Linked DNA regions of Homo sapiens: region 2 is linked to region 1. Evidence: chromatin loops called from intact Hi-C (ENCODE). Cell type or tissue: mammary epithelial cell. All regions are shown on one strand. Links, peaks and the distances in the headings refer to the core of each region. The heading gives the core; the rest is flanking DNA. Region 1 has its middle 40 kb from the start of LINC02836. Region 2 overlaps PREP (prolyl endopeptidase).

What was found. Hi-C counts contacts between places; a loop is a spot of excess contacts. Peaks named below come from ENCODE experiments on the same cell type or tissue, not always from the same donor. Only the 100,000 strongest peaks of a DNase experiment are listed, where the experiment ranks them.
Region 2: a loop joins it to region 1, with 8 times the contacts of the local background. A loop is called at or near these places in 1 of 110 quality-filtered maps.

What each region holds. Positions count from the first base shown.
Region 1 is chr6:105,591,200-105,594,125 of GRCh38, forward strand. No RefSeq gene overlaps it. Among named protein-coding and RNA genes, the nearest start is that of LINC02836, 40 kb to the right of the region's middle. In mammary epithelial cell, for the core only: no CTCF peak of the experiment used is centred there; DNase peaks (open chromatin) are centred at 1,312 and 2,142; H3K27ac peaks cover 2,500 bases.
Region 2 is chr6:105,372,622-105,375,547 of GRCh38, forward strand. It overlaps PREP (prolyl endopeptidase), which reads right to left. Exons shown (of 15, transcript NM_002726.5): 5 at 748-957. Among named protein-coding and RNA genes, the nearest start is that of PREP, 29 kb to the right of the region's middle. In mammary epithelial cell, for the core only: a CTCF peak has its summit at 1,726; DNase peaks (open chromatin) are centred at 390 and 1,560; H3K27ac peaks cover 2,270 bases.

The DNA.
Region 1 (2,926 bases), core at 168-2,667:
CTATTAGCAACTCTTCAGTTGCCCCACCTTCTAGATTATCTGTCTGCAGTTGGGAAATTCCACTAGCCACTTCCTGAAAACAAACTTTCTACTCTTAAGTCTGTAGATGACAGCTATTGAGTGCCTGGACAACTTGTCTGCCCCATATGCAGTTGTAGAGAAACACCTGAGCCTTTTGGGCCAGCAAAATCCCTCATTCCTTCTCTGCCCTTACCTAGTCCCGGTCTGTTTCATGGATTTTTCAGCACTTCCCCTATCAACTTGGCTATTCCCTGTTATTTGTAAAAGCCAAGTTGATAATCCCTCAAATTTTGCCAGTAAATTGATGCAAAATAAAAAAGTGAATCATTATGGATATACAGTTCAAGTTTTGCTAATCTATCCACAGTATTTATGGAGTGACCAATGTGTCCAGGAAGGGCCTGGTAGAAGAGGTTTTTTGGAGGCTATAAAACAACAACAACAACCACCAACAGATTAGATGCCTGTTGCAAAATTCAAGACAATCAGGAATCAACTAATACAACATCTATATGGCATAAGAAGTCTTCAAAACACCTCATTAATATATTAACTCACCACAAGTCAGTTTATATTCCAGAGTATAGTTTAATCAAATATTGTTTTGATGTAGCTACACACATATCAAATTTAAAAAATATACATTATGACTTGGTATTCATTTATTTGCCACCAAAACTAAGCTCTTGAAAACTCGGTATACTAAATATGTGTATTTTAAAAAGATGTTGCTTCTCCATCACATTAATAGAAATAATTACACTTGAAGAGACATAAATTATATTAGTTTTTTATATTGATGTTTCCGAATCAGAAAAAAAGAGTAATTGAATTAAATCTAATGTAAGGGAACAGCCTTAAACTCTTGGACTGGGGGGTAAAACCAGCAGGCAGATCCAGAAGGAAGGTTTGCAGAGTGTTGCTCAGGCAAACAAGATACAAAGGAAAGAAAGTCCTGGATGTTGTTAGGTAGAGCAGGATATTAATACCTAAGAACATTAGGTCTGAGGAAAGAGTCTTTTTCAAACACAACTACCTTGGAGAAAATTTGAACTGCCATCTCTCAGTGATTCCTTTTAGGATAATTTCCTGTTTGCATGTTTACCATGTGCAATAAAGAAATAGTTCTGTTAGACTTATAAGAAAAGGGGCTACACAGCTGACTACTGAGACCTACCAGCCCTTCCTAGTCTTGAAACCAAACCTGGCCTGACTCAGAAAGAACTCAGTATTAAGGCATCCCTAAAACTCATCTGGCCAAGATCTCAACTTCTTGATTTATGGGTTTCTGCCTTGTAAGACCTGGCCCCTACCCAGGGATGCCTGAGTCACTCCCAGTAACCTGCCTGTTCCCAGGATTCCTCCTGGCCACTTGGTTGTCCTCCCGGTGAGTGGAGAACCGCCTCCCTCTGTTTCTCATGCCTAGTACTTTGTGTTGGGTTGTGTGCCACTGTCTGCCTCCCTAAACCTCTACCTATCCCCTGGATGCTCTTTCTGCATCTAATAATCATAATTCCCACTTATTGAACATTCAGTGTGTATAGCAGGCACCTTGCTGGGCATTTCACGTATATTGTCTGAACTAAACCTCCAAACAAGGCCATGAGTCATATTATGATTCCCATTTTATAGAAGTGGAATCTGAGGCTTTGCAGGATTAACATGCTAGAAAATGTTGAAACTGGGACTCAAACCCAGATCTGTGTATTCCAGAGGTAGTGCTCTTGGTGGCTTTGCTATCTGCTCTGTCTTCAGTTAGGTGGAAATCTGCAGTGGGTCTCTCTCCCCTCAGCAGTGGGCAAGCTTATTCTGGGTCTTTCTCACTGCATCTGTGTTCTGATATATTACAGGCTCCTTCTGACTCGTCCATGTATTTTATAAATAAATGTGCTTTTGTTCATCACAACAGTCCCTCAAAAGACGTCATAAAAGGAAAAGAATGGAAAATTTTGGAAAGGAAGTTTTCTGAGACCATTTACGTGACAAAGAAGTCAGGAAAATGTGGCATTGTTGTGATTATCTTCATCATTTCAGGATCTGAAGTGGTTTAGAAAGAAAGACACTCTGAAAGGAAGATGGGCTTCCAAGGGATGTGACTCATGAGGAGGAATATAAAAGACAGGAGAAAAGTGACTTGTCAGATGGACAATGGGCTTTTATTTGAAGCATATGAAGCCATATGGAAGAATACACCAAGGTGGAAGTTAGGAAGGGAACAAAGAAGATATAAGAAGATGTTGCCAGCTGGGGCCGGGTGAGGGGGTGGGGAGGGGTGGGGAGACAGAGAAAAGGAAATGAGTGAGGAAAGACACAAAGACAGGAGACCTTTGTGTACAAAGTAGAGAAACAAATGCCCTACTTTTAGCATCTTGAAAAGATGAATGAAAACATGAATGAAAATAAACTTCTCTTAATGCTATTTTCCAAAAAACTCAAAGAGCTTCAGAAACTTTCTGTAATGCTGTATATTACCCAGGAGAAAATCTTAATCTTCTCTTCTTTGATAGGCAAAAGATAGCAGAAAAGAGTTTCCAGTCTCATAAAGGGATGATTTCTGGAAAAAGACATGAAAAATGGGTTTCCTAAAAGAGATACCAAAAGTTTATCTCTTTGAGCTTGTATATTACCTCAGTAAGCCTCAAGTAGGCCAAAGAAAACAAATCTAGGCAGAAGAAGGGAATTGGCTTCCTTTTCTGGTTCATTTCACCACATCTCTACAAGGACATGGTCATTTGTGTGTAGCCTTCTTTGGTGCCACTTATCAGCCCTCACATAAAAATCTGCGGGTGACTTTTCCTCTGTCTCTGAGGAAATGCCTATATCAAAAATCTCTGTTTATAATACCAAGTACCTCAGAAAATGCCATCTGGTGCTCTTGGACTTAACGTTCTTATACAAATTTATC
Region 2 (2,926 bases), core at 300-2,799, 220 kb before region 1:
AAGTAACAAGGAGAAAAGTATCAAGATAAATGGCAACCAACAGGTGACCTATAACTTCTGATCAGAGGAGAATATGCGATTACTGTAGCAGTAAAGTTTTATAATCACTCAACATAATCAAATAGCTTGGTTCGGTTTAAAAATTCACCTTCTCCATAATCTCCTTAGGAGATATAACACATCTATAAGGGACTGATTGATTGTAATAATGATCTCATTTTTCCGCAGTTCCCTGTATCTATTTCTCCACCCATTGAAAAGGGGCTGGCCCTCTGGCTTGCTTTAGCCAACAGAATGCAGCAAATCTGACGTGCCAGGAGCAAGCCTAGGCATTAAGAAGGCTGTGTCATTCAGCTCCCCGTCTTGCAATTCTACTGAGTTGCCATGTGAGCAAGCCCAGGCTAGTCTGCTAGTCGTCCCAGCTGAGGGCCCAGAAATGTAAAAGAGCCAAGCCAAGATGAACCAACTAACCTGCAGCTGACCACAGATACATGTTAGAACTCAGCCAAGGCCAGAAGAACTACCTGGCCAACCCATAGGCTCATAGCAAAAACAAATGTTTATTATTCTAAGCTACTACATTTTGGTGGGGTCTATTACACAGCAAAGCCAACTGATACAACATCCTTTGAGGAAACATGGTTCTGGACCACACAACCTCTATGTAGGGTTCAGCATCTCTTTTCAGTCACTTGAAGTCACACTTCATTTTGTGAAAAATGTGCTTCATCTGAAGTCTTCACTCACCATCACTTTTTCCATCCTGTTGAGGGTATGAGTTGTAGAACATTCCCTTCCCATCATGGGTCCAGGCCATACAGCTGAACTTGACTCTTTCAAGCACATCTGGAAGCTCTTTGGCACCATCAACTTTCATGAACTTGATTGTCACCCAGTCTGAGCCACTGGCACTCAGACCATAGGCAAAATATTCACCATCTTCGCTGAACGCATAACCTATGGGACACAGGAGAAATCATCCAGTGACAAACACGGAACACAACTCCACGGTCCTTTATGCCATCTAACAAAGCTCTCTTTCATAACACGGAGGTAGAATGTGGCAATAAAAGGAATAGGAATCTGGTAGTGAGGAATCCCGGGGGCTCAGCCCAAGTTTTACAGGAATTACCCTTATAACCTTAGACAAGCTTCCTAACCTCTCCAGGTCTTAATTTGTCTATAAAATGAAATATTAGATTATATGCCTACTAAAATGCTTTCATTTTGAAATTTTTATAATGCAATAGGCAGTTCAGTTAAAAGCAGAGCTCATCTGGGACTTCTGTCATATTTCATTTATACTCTAAAGGGAATAAGGAGAAAAAGGAAACTGCTTTTAGAGTAATGACTGAATTATGACACATACCATATAATAGAACTAAATTGTAGTCATTAGGTAATTTGGGAGATTGATTCCAAATTATCTAAAATCCCTTGTTACAGCCTCATTTTTGAAGCATTACCTGTGCAATGTCCACACTGTCTGACCATTACAAGCCTAGGTAAATAAAGCCTGAGGGTTTGCAGTGAAGGCGCCCGGAGTGCACATTCCACAAGAAATTGTGAAAGGAAAAGCAACATGTCTATAGACTGTCGTGCCATGTACAGTCCTTTAGGGCCCTGGCAGAATGTTCTAATCACTATGGAATGTTTCCTGGCAAATACTTGTGTTTCATATTAGCTTTTTTAATTATGAAGTATGTAAAGCATTCAATACAACACCTCCTATTGGAGACTCTGACACCAGAGATTTCCTCTTAGGCTGTTTGCTAAACGTTATTGGGTAATGAAAATTTTAAGAAGCTCAACTATTATTAGAGGTTTCCTATTCTTTTACGTGGAATTTCATTTGTTTAAAATTTCACAGAACCTACTCATTAACCATTGTAGGTCCTATAAAGTATCTAGGCTCATATGTATGTAAATGCAGAAAAGAGTCTAGAAAGTGATAGGAAAAAGAAACATATTCACCTTTTATTCTACATAGCACTGGAGTGTTTGAATTGTTTATATATATATATATATATATATATATATATATATATATATATATATATATATATATATATCAGAAAATTTTCAGAAAAATTTAAATAAAACATTTTGATTTGAAAAGTATGTTTAAAAATCATATACTACAAAAATAATCTGAATGTTTACTCCTTTTGTGATAACTTCCCTATAATACCACTCTTAGAAAACTCAATGACTGTTTGAGGCAGGTCTCATGCCTAATTTAGCTTCTCGCCCATCAAGGCTTTGTCCATAGCAAACATTCCATAAAGAAGTCACTAGAAGAATGCATTATCGGGGTGGGAGTTAAGACCCTGTCCCTCTGGATGGGCTGCAAGATAGATCCTTGTGGAAACTAAATGAATTCCTATATGGGATATGTTACTTCAACAGAACCAGTGTATTAAATTCACTGAAAACTACAAGCTCAGATTCATGGAAGAATCTGAGCTGGTGATGTCTTATTTTCGATACTGGTTCGATAAAGGATCATTGTTTATATACACAGCCTATTCAGAGGGAGGGGAAGGTGGACCACCGAATGACTGGATCATGGTTAGAAGTGTTTGTATAAAAAAGGGTCTTTGCACAGGTCTGATGGAACGGGGCTCTATAACTCCCATCTTATTGATTACAGAGGACTTCAATGTCTCAATTTCTCAATTCTAGAGGGCCATAACTAATCATATGGTTTTTTCTATAAAACCAGAAGGTACTACAGGAGAAATGCTGAGCCAACGTCATCTATAACATCATTATCATTGTAGAGTTTACAATTATTAAAATACAGAACTGGAGAATAACTTAGTTCCTTACCCTAGAACTCTGCTTACTGCAGAAACCTTGGATAATCTTCTCTATGGCCTACGGAGGAGGTTATCTTAGGGGCAGAGTTAAGTAGGAGATGTAC